2 separate regions of the Homo sapiens genome follow, and region 2 is linked to region 1. Evidence: chromatin contacts called from ENCODE Hi-C or POLR2A ChIA-PET data. All regions are on one chromosome and are shown on one strand. Each heading gives the region's core, a stretch centred on a gene start or an enhancer-like site at or near the end of the contact. The rest is flanking DNA. Distances are from core to core; before and after follow the strand shown. Region 1 holds the start of NCOA3 (nuclear receptor coactivator 3). Region 2 holds the start of SPATA2 (spermatogenesis associated 2).

Region 1 (7,321 bases), core at 1,930-4,429:
AGAAAGAAAAGAAAAAAAAAAAACGCCCCTGCCCGCAAAAAAAAAAAAAAAAAAAAAAAAAACCAAAAACCCAAAGCCATTTATTTTAACCATCAATTTGGGATAGGACAATAGCAGAGTTTTTAAATCTTACCCTATTGTCCAAACTAAAATTTATTTTTTAATTTTCTTTTAAAGACTTTTCAATTACAGTACTCCAAGTTAAAATGAATTATTCCAGAATCATACTGCTAATGCACAAGACAGAATTTTTTTTTTTTTTGAAACAGAGTCTCATTCTGTTGCCCAGGCTGGAGTGCAGTGGTGCAATCTCGGCTCACTGCAACCTCCGCCTCCCGGGTTCAAGCCATTCTTCTGCCTCAACCTCCTGAGTAGCTGGAACTACAGGTGCTCGCCACCACGCCCGGCTAATTTTTTGTATTTTTAGTAGTGAAGGGGTTTCACCATCTTTGCCAGGCTGTTCTCAAACTCCTGACCTCGTGATCCACCAGCCTTGGCTTCCCAAAGTGCTGGGATTACAGGCCTGAGCCACTGCAGCCCGGCAGAAAGAACTGAATTCGTTAAAAAAAAAAAAAAAAAAAAAAAAAGACACACTTAGCTTTTATCTTTAATGTAATGTCCCTGCAAGAAAGCTTATTTCAAAAGACCAGTCAAGAAGACATTAGTAAGCAACCATTTTTAAACTACTTTTTATTTGCATATCGCCTAGAAAAAGGGTCTCACGTACAACAGTACTTCACTCCTTACTGAATTCTATTTTATTTGCTCGGGAGGTGCGTGGCACTTTTTAGAAATAATTTTTATACAGAGAAGGAAATGCACAGCATAATCATTTTCAAAATACAGTTAAATTATTTAATATAATCTTTAATAACCTAGCTCTAATATCACTGAATTTCCTTAGCAAATTGTTAGTGTTGGCAAGCTGTTAAAACAACCATTCTAAAATATAAAAATATAAATCTCGCTATTGATGCTTAAGTTGTACATTTTCAAAGCCTTTGTAATTAAATATCTTATGGCAGAAATATTTCCTATAACTGCTCTAGAAATATTACAGCCTCCCGCTTAGTCCACAATCCCCATCTTCTATATGCCAAAAGCTGGTATATGCCTCTTATTTCAAATGCTGATTGGACAATTAAGTCATTTCCATCTATACATAAAATGCCCCTATAATTTAGGATCACAGGCAATTTAGATTTCTGCTCATTGAAATGCAGAACCTGAAGCAACCTCTAGTGACAGGAGCTATAGTGTTCAATATCATTTTACATGTTACAAGCAGAGGATTCATTGTACATACAAACAATGAACCCTGGCAGAGTTCTTTATCCTAAAGCCCCACAGATTGTTATTTAACGGTATTAATAGATAAGGTGACATAAGCAGTAAGTTCTGAAGAGCTTTTTCCAATAGCTATCAACATTTTTTTTAAGAGAGCAAAAACAGTATTCCCACATTTTCTGTTTCTTCTGTTCATTTTATTTCCCTGCTTTTGGTATCCAACAGAAGTGGTTTCAAATGAAAATCTTAAAATAATTATTCCAAAGACCAAGGATATTCTAAAAACCAGTAACAGTCTTTGCCTCTGAGAAGGGGAAACTGTAGGGTTTGGCGTGAAAGAGAGATTCACTTTTCAATGTGTTTGTACCTTTCCAATTGGATATCATTCGGTAGAACCATATTCTAAATGAGCATACATTTAAAATATTTTCAAGAACAAACAATTCACAAACTTACAGGTTTCCATTAACATTTTCGTTTGTGCAGCATTCGCTGAAGACCTAAGATTTTTATTCCTCCAATCACCTTCTCAACAACCTGCTGCAACAAATACTGAAGCTTTTTTGCAGCCAGGGATCAGTTAGGTGGATCCGAGGCCAGGCATTTAAATCAAAGAGATGCAGCAATCTTACTCAATACTACTACCACTCTCACGCATCTCATTCAACTCCATTTAAAACCACTGCAGCAAGACAGCTGGTACTCTCCTTCCTGTTTCTTTACCGTACAGGCTTAATAACAAAAACAGGTTGGTTTTGAAGCCCTGCTCAAATATTGCAAAAAGGAAGTCTTCGCATTCGGGAGGGGGAAAAAAGTTTCGACTTCGAGAGAATCTCATAGCTTCCGTGTCATTCCATTTGGGAATCCCAGATCCTGCCAGTGAGGTAGATGCTCGCTCTCTCGGTTAACTTTTCCACCCTAGATGCCCTCAAACTGCCTAGGAAGCAACTAAGTCTCCCAACGACCCATGGCTAGTTTTGTTAAGGCAGGTACAAGACAAGCAGTTTATTTAAACCATGACGAACTGGGTCGATGTTCATAAAATGAGAGATGGGGAGAGCAAAAAAAAAAAAAAAGTAGTAATAAAGACAGCCAAACTCCTAATTTTATCAACCAACTTCCCACTTGCCATTTCCCAGCCTTCACACCAGAGGTAGTAAAACGCCTTTTTACCGAGAAAACTAAGAAGCTACCCGAGCCCAACATGAAAATTCCGCGGACAATTCGTGTTAAAATATTTTTTAAATGCCCAAGTGAGGAGGAAACACAGCAACCAAATCTCACCCGGCTGGGAGGCTGGGGTGGGGGGGGTCCCCGCGGCTTTTCCCTCCCGTGCGTCCCAGAAGCTGCTAAGGAGCCGGGGCAGCAGGAGGACGACGCGGGGAGCTTTCAAAAGGGCTGGGGGAGGCAAGAGGAAGAAAAAACTTTAGGGACAGAAGGGGAAAGTGGGCCCCTGCAGTCCCCCCGCAAACTCCTCGGGTGACCCCTCCGCGCGGGGACCCCCTCGGATCCCCAAGCGGACTGCCACCCAGCTTCGTCTCAGCTCCTACCGCCGCGGGCCGCCCCCCGGGCTGAGGGGAAGCGGCGCGGCCCCGACACCCCGAAACTACCTCAGCGCGTCCCCCGGCCGGCGCGCCCCTCAGTGCCTTGGCAGATCTGAAGCCGCTGGCTCTCGCAGCCTGGGGAACTCGCCCCTCTTCCCTCCGCCTCGCACTCCACCCCCTCGCCCGCCACCGCCTCCTCCTTTATCTCCACTCACCTCCCGCCGCCATTTTCCTCGCAGCTCAGCTTTAAATCGGAAACTCGCCGCTCAGCCCGCAGCCGCCGCCGGCCGCCACCGACTAAGCCGCAGCCGCTGCCGTCGCTGTGGAGCGGCTGAGACAGCAGCAGCTAAAGTCGCCGCACGGGGGCCACTGGGATATGTAGTCCCGAGGCCACGCCCAGCACTACCGGTCCCAGGGGGCCTTGCGCGGCCGGCCTAGGGTTCCAGCGACCCCCACCCTGGCTTCCGCGGCGGAGGGCGTGGCGACGTGGGCTCGTGCGGCCGCTTTCGCCCAGCATCGACTGGGAGCTCCCTCGGGATCCGGAGAACCGGAATGCAGTCCTAGCCCTGCCCTTAATTTTTTTCATATTTGCCTTCGTCCAGTAATACCTAACATTTGTGGAGCGTTTCTGGTATGCCAAGCACGGATCCTCAAAACAAGCATCCGGTAGGGACCATGATCATCCTCATTTTTCAGATGAGCGAACTGAGGCACAAGGTCGGAAGCCACGAGGCTGTTCCTTAGCTGCTAAAGTCACTGGGTGAAATGTTGTTGGGCAGCAGTATATTCAGGGTATATTTAGTCCCGAAGTATCATCCCACAGCGTATTTATGACTTACAATAAAGAACAGCTTGCTTTACAATGGAAAGATCTGGCAGGCACCCCCTTACCAAGTGATCGAACTTAGCACCACCAATAATGGGTCAGGACTGTTGTTATGTGTCTCCTAATATGATGCAGTGGGGAAAGCATATTGCTACCTCTGTCGTATTCTTGCCACATACACACAAAAAGCTTACTTGAAAAAATAAACGAATTCAGAATGTGGGACATTCTACACAACATCTAGCCTGGAGTCTTTTAAAATATGACAGCATGAAAGAGGTGAAAACCAAAAGCAATAGGTGAGACTTGATTGGATTCAGGATGATTTTTTTATGTAAAAAGAATTTGGGGGGCAATTTCAATGTGGACTGTATGTTAGATAATATTGAGTCAGTATTAGATGTGTTGAGTGTAAATAAAATAGAATAATCTGACCACTTACCACCTCCACGGTCAGCACCATCATTTCCCACCTGGACCACTGCAACAGCCTCCTCAGTGTTCTGCCTGCTTCCACTCTTTCCTCTTAGAGTCTATACTCAACACAGCAGCCAGAGGAATCCTGGTAAGAACCAAGTCAGTCTCTGTCCCTCCTGCAAAATTCTTGCAGTAACCTGCAAAGCCCCATACAGCCCGTCTCTTGCCCTGCCCTTCCCTCTCTAAACTCATCACCTTCTTCTCTTCCACTCACTTCTGTAACTCAGCTACAATGGACTCGGCCTCTCCAACGTGCTTAGCACACTCTGGCCTTAAAGATCGTGCACTTGCTATTTCCTCTGCCTAGAACAGTATTTTCCCAGAAAATTCAAATAACCCATTCCCTAATCTCCCCATGGTCATTGTCCAAATGTCACTTATTCAGTGAGGCTTTCCCTAACTGCTCTATTTTAACTTCCTGCCCACTCTGATCCCAGCTTTCCCTACTCCTATTCCTTTCTTCATTTATTTTCAGAGCATGAATTATCATTAAAATCATGATATATTTCTGTTTACTTATGTTATTTAAAATATCTCATTTTGGCTGGGCGCGGTGACTCACGAATGTAATCCCAGCACTTTGGGAGGCCAAGGCAGGCAGATCACCTGAGGTCGGGAGTTCAAGACCAGCCTGACCAATATGGAGAAACCCCGTCACTACTAAAAATACATAATTAGCTGGGCATGGTAGCACATGCCTGTAATCCGAGCTACTCAGGAGGCTGAGGCAGGAGAATCACTTGAACCTGGGGGCAGAGGTTGCGGTGAGCCGAGATGGCACCATTGCACTCCAACCTGGGCAACAAGAGTGAAACTCCGTCTCAAAAAAAAAAAAAGTAAAAATTAAAAAATTAAATATCTCATTTCTGGGCCGGGCACGGTGGCTCACACCTGTAATCCCAACACTTTGGGAGGCCAAGGTGGGCAGATCACCTGAGGTCAGAAGTTCCAGACCAGCCTGCCCAACATGGCGAAACCCCGTCTCTACTAAAAATACAAAAGATTAGCTGGGCATGGTGGCAGGCGCCTATAATCCTGGCTACTCGGGAGGCTGAGGCAGGAGAATCACTTGAACCCGGGAGGCAGAGGTTGCAGTGAGCCGAGATCGCGCCACTGCACTCCAGCCTGGGCCACAAGAGCGAAACTCTGTCTCAAAAAAATATATATATATATATTTCCACCAGGGCACAGTGGCTCAGGCCTGTAATCCCAACACTTTGGAAGGCCGAGAGATTGCTTGAGCCCAGGAGTTCAAGACCAGCCTTGGCAACAAAGCAGATACCCAGTCTCTACAAAAAATTTTAAAATTAGCTTGGTGTGGTGGCGCCTGCTTGTATTCCCAAGTACTCAGGAGGCTGAGGTGGGAGGATTGCCTGAGTAGGGGAGGTCAAGGCTGCAGTGAGCCATGCTTGCACCACTGCACTCCAGCCTGGGCGACAGAGTGAGACTCCATTTCAAATATATATATATATAAAATAAAAATAATAAAATAAAATACTGCGTTAGATGCTGAGAACCCAGAGATGAAATGCTCACACGTGTATGGCCTTTCACCTCAGCAACTGCACCTGTCTCCTAGCTACTCTCCTTGCTTCTCTCCCTTTCATCCTCTACAGGGCACTCCCAATACAGTAGCCAGAGGGATCCTTGAAAAATCATGTATTAAATCATGTTACTTCCAACCTAGGCCGGGTACGGTGGCTCACGCCTGTAATTCCAGCACTTTGGGAGGGCAAAGCAGGCAGATCACTTGAGGTCAGGGTTTTGAGGCCAGCCTGACCAATATAGTGAAACCCTGTCTCTACTAAAAATACAAAATTAGCTGGGCATGGTGGCACACACCTGTAGTCCTAGCAACTTGGGAGGCTGAAGCAGGAGAATCTCTTGAACCCAGGAGGCAGAGGTTGCAGTAAGCCAAGATCATGCCACTGCACTCCAGCCAGGGCAACAAGAGCGTAACTCCATCTCAAAAACAAAACAAAACAAAACAAAACAAAAAACTTCCAACCTAAACAGCTTCGAATGGCATCCCATTGCATTTGGGATAAAACTCAGACCCTAGTTGGGTGTGGTGGCCCACGCTTCTAGTCCTAGCTACTCAGAAAGCTGAGGTGAGAGGATTGCTTGAGCCCGGAAGTTCGAGGCTGCAGTGAGCCGTAATTGTGCCAGTGCACTCCAACCTGGGTGACAGAGGGAGACCCTGACTCCATTTAAGAAAACAAACTACTCTGACCCTAATTGATTTGGTCTCTGCTCCCCTCCCTGATCTCAGGTGATATATCTCTCCCTATATCTCACCCCATGTCACACTAACATTCCTGAACACACCAAGCATATTCCTGCCTCAGGACCTGTGCACCTGTTGTTCCTTTTGCCTAGAATTTTCTTTCCTCCTGGCTTGCTCTCTATTGCCATTCAAGTCTCTGCTGCAATGTCTCCTTCTCGGATAGAACTTCTAAAGCACTAAACACACACACAGGCACAAACACAGTCATATCACCCTGCTTTGTCTTCACAATGATTCATACCATACACCATCTGAATTTTTTTAGAAATTTTTTTTTTTTAGATGGAGTTTCACTCTTGTTGCCCAGACTGGAGTGCAATGGCGTGATCTCGGCTCACCACAACCTCCGACTCCCGGGTTCAAGTGATTCTCCTGCCTCAGCCTCCTGAGTAGCTGGGATTACAGGCACATGCCACCATGCCCAGCTAATTTTTTGCATTTTTAGTAGGGACGGGGTTTCTCCATGTTGAAATGCAGTGGCACAATCATGGCTCACTGTAACCTCAAACTTCTGGCTCAGCTGAATTTTTTTGAGACAGAGCCTTGCTCTGTTGCCCCGGCTGGGGTGTAGTGGTGTGATCTCAGCTCACTGCAATCTCCGCCTCCTGAGTTCAAGGGCTTCCTCTGCCTCAGCCTCCCGAGTAGCTGGGATTACAGGCACGTGCCACCACACTTGGCTAATTTTTGTATTTTTAGTAGAGATGGGGTGTTACCATGTTGGCCAAGCTGGTCTTGTATTCCTGACCTCAAGTAATCCAACCTCCTTGGCCTCTCAACATGCTGGGATTTACAGGCGTGTGCCACTGCGCCTGGCAAACATTGGCAGAGTTTGATGGAACCTGTAGGTGATCTTGTAGTGAGTGACATGTGGAAACACTGCTCTAGACTCAAAATCTAAGC
Region 2 (7,321 bases), core at 1,668-4,167, 2.4 Mb before region 1:
GGGAGGATCGCTTGAGCCTAGGAGGTTGAGGCTGCAGTGAGCTATGATCATGCCACTACACTCCAGACAGGGTGACAGAGTGAGAGACCCTGTCTCAATTAAAAAAAAAAAATCTGACATCAAACTTGGCACATGGTAGGTATTCAGTGAAAATTCTGGTCAGAAACAAATTATGTTGAACAACCTATTGCATGCTAGGTAGTGCATATATGTCAGGTAGTAGTAATATAATTGTGAACAAAACAGACATAGTTTTGTCCTCATGGAGTTCACTGACTTCTGGGGGAGAAAGATATTAATACAGATCACATAAATGTGTGTTTGTGGAATGAAAGACAGATATCTGTATCTGTGTTCCTGTCCCCAGTTGACTTTTTTTGTTTTGTTTTTTTGAGACAGAGTCTCACTCTGTAGCCCAGGCTGGAGTGCAGTGGTGCCATCTCGGTTCACTGCAACCTCTGCCTCCCAGGTTCATGCCATTCTCCTGCCTCAGCCTCCCGAGTAGCTGGGACTACAGGCACCCGCTACTGCGCCTGCTACCACACCCGGCTAATTTTTGTATTTTTAGTAGAGACAGGGTTTCACTGTGTTAGCCAGGATGGTCTCGGCCTCTTGACCTCGTGATTTGCCCACCTCGGCCTCCCAAAGTGCTGGGATTACAGGCGTGAGCCACCGCGCCTGGCCATGCATCACCCTTTTTAAGTGATCCACAGTATTTGTTAGTATGGATATACCATTACCCCAGTGATGGAGATTTAAATATTTCCTATTATTGCTTTTGCATTAGAAACAATGATGCAAGAGGTCTCTTTGGGCACAGTGTATGTTTCTCTAGCAGATTTTGAGAAATCCAATTGCTGGGTCATGGGGTAGCTTTTCTGTTTTGCTTTTTGTTCTATACTCCTCTGTATTGTTGGAATCATGTATTACTTTGGTGATGGAAAAAAAAACTAAAAAATAGAAAGAGGTAGGTAGATTGTTCGTGTTGTTGGCTCTTCGGAAGTAGAAGTGCCTAATCATTGTCACGTGACCCTTACATAATCTGGTAATCATTATATAATAAAGTCGGGAAAGGACGCTCCTGTCATTTCTACATCACCAAGTAGAGAAATCACAAGCCTTCAACTGTGTTTAAAAGATGAGAAACATGGCCGGACACAGTGGCTCAGGCCTGTAATCCCAGCACTTTGGGAGGCCGAGGTGGGCGGATCACGAGGTCAAGAGATGGAGACCATCCTGACCACCTTGGTGAAACCCCATCTCTACTAAAAATACAAAAAATTAGCCAGGCGTGTTGGCGCGTGCCGGTAGTCCCAGCTACTCCGGAGGCTGAGGCAGGAAAATGGCGTGAACCCAGGAGGCGGAGCTTGCAGTGAGCTGAGATTGTGCCACTGCACTCCAGCCTGGGTGACAGAGCGAGACTCCGTCTCAAAAAAAAAAAAAAAAAAAAAAAAAACTGAGAAATGTGACTGTCTTTGGAGACTTTGGGTCTTTTCTGATAGTAGATGATGACCAGGGTTTCCTACTGGTAAAGCCCTTCTTCAAAATCTTTGTTTCTCTTTTGCCTGTCATAGACCCACAGAGCTGGAGGGGACTTTTTTAAGCAGCCCCACGTGAAAATGCAATATTGTAAGAGCTACCAAACCAGAGTGCTGAGTTGCTGTAAGAGGCAGACTTAAGGTGGGACAGTTTGTCTCAGATGGAATTCCTGTGAACATCATCACATTGCAGATAATTAAGAGAGGAGCTTAAACATGAGCTGATAAAGAACACAGGGACTTTGAGCGGTGCTCAGGCAACGACAGGTAAACACAGTAATGCTACTGTTTGGACAGCAGCAGATTGCTGGTTCTCCAAACGTTTCCCAGTATTGTGTCACTGACTCATCACACAAGCCCCACCGGTTTTAGCTGGGGTCACCAAGACTCAGAGTGAGAATCCTACAATCAATGAACATCTGTTGTGTGCCTCCTCATCAGACATGTGCAGAGCTCGGGGGGAAATAGATGAATAAGAAGCTCAGGGTCTGGTGGGGATGTCAGATTATATATATATATAGTTTATCCGAAAGTGCTGGGATTACAGGCGTGAGCCGCCGTGCCCGGCTTTTTTTTTTTTTTTTTTTTTTTTTTTTTTTTAAGAGACGTGGCCTCGTTATGTTGCCCAGGTTGGTCTCGAACACCTGGGAGCAAGCCATCCTCTCGCCTCAGCCTCCCGACTAGCTGGGACTACAGTCGCGTGCCACCACGCCTGGCTTTATTATTTAATATTACAGGTTAGAAAGCTGAGGCTCAGAGAGGTTAGGTAACTTGTCCAAGGTCACACAGCTAGTAAGTGGCAAAACTAAAAATAGAACCCACGCTCTTAACCGCCGCCCACGGCCCGTAACACCCGCAGCCCTAGCAAGGCTGGATTCCAATCACGCGTGATTTCAGCATCTCACTGGCTCTCTTTGAGCCTCGGTACTTCTGTCCGTAAAATGGGGGCGAGGGATCCGACCGTCAGCCCCTGCTTGCTTGTGCGGAGTCATGAGTACAGCTCGTGGATCATGATAAGTGGCAGGTCCGGGAAGTGGAGGCCGAGTTCACGCAGTCAGCACTCATAGCTCCCAGCTCCCTGCTCCTGAGCGGTTTCCATGACAACCCGGCCAGCCACCATCCCTAGGCCGAGCGGCTTGCGTCACGTCCGGCCTGTTTACTTCCGGGTCCCAGTCTCAGACGCAGCGATGGCTCGTTAGGCTCCAAAGTGCGGTTCCGCCGGTTTCGTCCTCGCTCTTCGGCCTTCCGCTTTGTCCTCCGCCTCTGGGTTGTAGTCTCCGTCGGCCGCGGGCATCGACCGCTTCCCGGAGCCAGCGCGCAGCCGTGGTCCACCCTCTCTTCGGGCCCGCCTCATGGTGACATCATTTCCGGGCCGAGTGTTTCCGGGTCGCTGCTGGCCCCCGGGTACTGGTCTCAGTACCCCTGCAGCCGGCCGGAGAGGCTAGAGCCCGACGGGGCCCGGCTCCGGCGGCAGCCGCGCCTCTCGCTTGCTTCCCTCGGCCGGGCCGTCCTCGGCGGCAGTGTCAGGGTGAGTGACGGGCGGCCGCGGGCGGAAACTGCCTTCGGGGCTTCCCCAGGCGGAGGGGGCGCCAGACAGCGGCAGGGCTCGGCTGGCCCGGGAGCGGGGTACCCTCACGGCAGGCAGGACTACAGGTGGGCCCGCTGTTTCGGCGCTCCCGGGACCCCCAGCCTATCCTCAGGACCCCCATTCTCCCGGGAGCTGCCTCGCAGGCTCCTGGGACCCGCCGAGGGTGGCTCAGGGCCGCCCAAGAGGAACACCCCTCTTCGGCGACTGGCCAAACAGAAGGACACCCCGATTTCGCCACGAGGCAGTTACCGCGCAGGGGTTCCCAGTTCAGGCTCTGGCGGCACACCTGGGTTTGTACTCACTGTGTGACCTTGGATAAGTCACTTCATCTTAAGAGCCTCAGTTGCCTATTTAAGTGATTGAACCTGGTTGCTAGGGCTGGAGTGGAGATGGAATGAGATCATGCAGGGCCTCTGGCATACAGCAGGCGTCCAATAAGTGATAGTTCCTGTTACTTCATTCAATTCACGAAGCCGTAGGGGGGGCCAGAATTTGAGACTGGGCTGTTTTTCACAACTGACGTGGCCCCCCGAGGCTGTAGGAATGACCGAGCTGGGACTTAGCAGCCGCCAGCTTCTGTCCCCTGCAGGGAGGGAAACAGCTTCCTTCAGAGCTTCTCCGAGAGAGGCAGCTGCCACTAGGGAAGCTTCTTTCAGCACCGCTGAGGTTATTTTCAGAGGTTTGGAAGGACTCTGTGTGAATTTCTTTGGAATCTAGTAGGAGTGTGGGGACCTTCTGGTGTTTCACAGCCAGTGGAAGGTGCCTTGGATGTTTCTCGGAGCCTCTTGCTTGGAACGAGTGCATTGGTGTGGGTGGGGAGGTGGAGGGGGTTGAACTGACTTCCCCGTCTCCTGTTTGGAGGCTGATGGAGCTAGACCAGGGATGTGTAAACCTGTGGACAGGGGCAGTGCACAGACCAAAATAGGTCTGCCTGTGCAGAGAGGGGGCGCCTTCAAATGCTGCTTGGGGAACATTTCTGCTTGAATGGGCCAGCTGAGGTAAAGCCAAGCTAATGCTTAGCTACTCGGAATCACTTCACTTCCATGCAGTGGGACTCTAAACAGATACAGCTTTCCTCTTAGATGTTCAAAAAATAACTAAAGAAGCCACTGGCTCCCTGACTGTGCAATATCTCTTTTTCCATTGACTTGCTTTTCAAGAAGGTACCTAGATTGTGGGTGCAGGAGGTGCTGACTGGAGCCGTTGACTCTGGGCACCTGCCTGTCTCTGTGTTCAGGATATTCACAGTGCTGTTTTTTTGTTTTTTGGGTTTTTTTTTTTTTTTTTTTCCACCAGACTGGCACGGCTTGGCGTTCCAATCCTTGGGTTGCTTGGAGAAATTAGCAGCTTCTGTCGCTGGGCTGTCTCGGTCTCCTGTAACCACGATGTTTTTGCAGAGAGCGTATTTTGTTGTTCTTGCAGAGTGCTGGGAATGAATTGCTGGCTCTGTGCTCAGAAAAAACACCAGCTATGACCAGCTACAAGGCATCTTGTATTCTCAGAAAATGTTTTCAGCAGGGATGATGTCAGCTGCTTCATCACTGGCCGATGTCTCTGACCAGCCTCTTTCCTTGGCCCTTGAGCTTACATCATATAGAGATTAGCTCTCCTAGCCCCATTCGGTGTGGGAAGATGGGAATTTTGCTACTACAGGAATTTTTGTAACTCAACTCTGCTCGCGCCGCCATAAGGCATTCTAACTTAGCCAAACACTTTCGAGTAGAGCTGTCCAGCAGATGCAGCAGGATGGCTTTGCAAGAGTCGGAGTTTTGGCGTTAGACCTAGGTTCAGAGCTCAGATCCACTTCTTCCTAGCCTTACGACTTAGGGTAAGTGAGTTGGCCTCTCCGAGCCTCAGTTTCCTCTTTAACCTTGGATCTATCCTGTGGATTTCATTGGTTTTCACAGAGCAGTTAGCAGAGGGATGCCACACAGTAATCCCTTGGTAAATGGTACTGATGTAACAATAAATGAGTGAGGTAAATTGGAGAAAGCCCAGGCATCAAGGGCCTCCCAGCAAGAGTTCAGATTCCAGCTCTGACCCTTTCAAACTCTGTTGGGCAGGTTGTTTTAATGGGAAGAGCCTGTTTTCCTTATAGAGTTGTGAGGATTAAATGGGATGATGTAGGTAAAGTGGGAAGCCCAATGCTTAGCACATAGTAGAACCTCAGTAATTGTTAGTCTCTTTCTTTCCTTTCCTTATTGACTGATTGAGACAAGGTCTTGCTCTGTCACCCAGGCCGGAGTGCAGTGGTGCCATCATAGCTCACTGCAGCCTCAAACTCCTGGGCTCAGTGGATCCCCCCACCTCAGACTCCCAAGTAGCTAAGACTACAGGTGGGTGTCACCACACCCACCTAATTTTTTTTTTTTTTTTTTTTGTAGAGACGGAGTCTAACTATGTTGTCCAGGCTTGTCTTGCCCTTAATTATCTTTTAGCTTTTACTTTCTTCCGCCTTTTCCCTCACCTACCCAGGTTGGTTTGAGATTTGTTTTAGATAGGCTTCCTGTCCTTATTGTGAGTATTTTGAACATCAGCTGGGCTGTTTGGATCCCTTTCCTTTATTTATTGTTTTTCAGCAACAAACAAGGGTGTGGACTGTGGTGCGATTATAGAGCAGCAGACGCTGAGCCGAGCTTGAGACTGGCTGACTTTGTAAAAAATCAGTCTCTTTGAGTTCAAGGCTGACTTCCTTGGAGAAAAATTACAGCAGTATTCGGAAGCTTAATGTCTCTGTGTTTGAATGGTTCTCAGACTACCAAAAAACAGACCCTGGGGCCAGAGGCGTGATGGCAGCTTCTCTTAGATAAGTCAAGAATGGTAAATGCATGTGTGACTATCCTCTCCAGTGGTGCAATACATTTATTTATGTAGAGATGGAGTTTTTGCTCTGTTGCCCAGGCTGGAGTGCAATGGCACGATCTCAGCTCACTGCAACCTCTCCCTCCTGGGTTCACGCCATTCTCCTGCCTCAGCCTCCTGAGTAGCTGGGATTACAGGTGTTCGTCCAGCTAATTTTTGTATTTTTAGTAGAGGCGGGGTTTCGCTATGTTGGCCAGGCTAGTCTCAAACTCCCAATCTCAGGCGATCCACCCACCTTGGCCTCCCAGAGTTGTAGGATTACAGGCGTGAGCCACCGCGCCTGGCCTGCATTTTTATTTTTTAAGAGAATATACATTTTAAATTGTTTATTTTTTTATGGACAGAACAGTATGAAGTTAGAGCACATACCTACTTTGATACTAGGTGGTATGCTCTTCCAGCTAGAGCTGCAGGCAGGATGTGTCTCCTTTATTGCTGTCCTCTACCTGTCCCACCCATCCCCATTCCCCGACTGGGTCCAGCTCAGGCAGAGGGTGGGGGCTGCAGAAATGCTTGCTGGACATGGGAATCGTGGGGTGGTGAGAGGAATACAGGTTCCAAGTCAGAAGGCCAGGCTTGGATTATCGGGTCCATCATCTGCTAACCTTGAGCTACTTGTCGTACCTCATGCCATCTTTCTGAGCCCGTTTCTTTGCTCTCCAGCTGATCTCCCAGGATTCTTGGGAGGTACCAATGAGAAACTAAAGTGATGGCATCGTGAATGCAGACATCCTTTGCAGCATCCATTTCTCTTTTTCTCTTTTCTTTTTCTTTTTCTTTTTTTTTTTTTAGAGACGGAGTCTCGCTCTGTTGCCCAGGCTGGAGTGCAATGGGGCGATCTCGGCTCACTGCAGCCTCCGCCTCCTGGGTTCTAGCAATTCTCCTGCCTCAGCCTCCCGAGTAGCTGTGATTACAGGCGCATGCTGCCACACCCGTCTAATTTTTTTTTAAATTTTGGTAGAGACGGGGTTTCACCGTGTTGCCCAGGCTGGTCTCGAACTCCTGAGCTCAGGCAATCCACCTGCCTCGGCCTCCCAAAGTGCTAAGATTACAGGCGTGAGCCACCGTGCCTGGCTGCAGCATCCATTTCACCTACTTTATCAAGCACAGGCAGGCTCTGTGTTAGGCATCGTGGTGAACAACACAGACATGGTCCTTGCCTTTATGGAGCTTACCACGAGCTTACCAGCTTACCAGGGAGGGTGAGGGGTGGACAAAGAGAGGAAGCTAATGAATGAATGAAGTTGATAGTTTCAGATTGTGGTTATCGTAGGAGAATGTGACAGTGTGGAACTGGGAAGGTGAGATAGGGTGGTACCTCTAGAGGCTGATG

What was found. Hi-C counts contacts between places; a loop is a spot of excess contacts on that map. ChIA-PET counts read pairs that join two places held with the same protein, here RNA polymerase II (POLR2A). Pooled maps may share reads with other maps.
Region 2: a map of naive thymus-derived CD4-positive, alpha-beta T cell shows a loop between it and region 1 (16-fold over the local background). The contact joins the promoter of SPATA2 here to the promoter of NCOA3 in region 1. A Hi-C loop is called at or near these places in 1 of 168 maps with a recorded cell type or tissue (naive thymus-derived CD4-positive, alpha-beta T cell) and 2 of 50 pooled maps. POLR2A ChIA-PET finds 5 or more read pairs at or near these places in 2 of 52 experiments (CD4-positive, alpha-beta memory T cell and PC-3).

Annotation. Positions count from the first base shown.
Region 1 is chr20:47,497,745-47,505,065 of GRCh38, reverse strand. NCOA3 (nuclear receptor coactivator 3) reads right to left here and starts at 3,179. Exons shown (of 23, transcript NM_181659.3): 1 at 3,047-3,179. RefSeq lists a silencer at 2,820-2,939 and a cis regulatory region at 4,191-4,263.
Region 2 is chr20:49,911,125-49,918,445 of GRCh38, reverse strand. SPATA2 (spermatogenesis associated 2) reads left to right here and starts at 2,917. Exons shown (of 3, transcript NM_006038.4): 1 at 2,917-3,066. It overlaps LOC105372653 (a long non-coding RNA gene), which reads right to left and starts at 2,624. Exons shown (of 3, transcript NR_134564.1): 1 at 2,361-2,624. RefSeq lists enhancers at 2,876-2,935, 3,730-3,899 and a silencer at 2,966-3,215.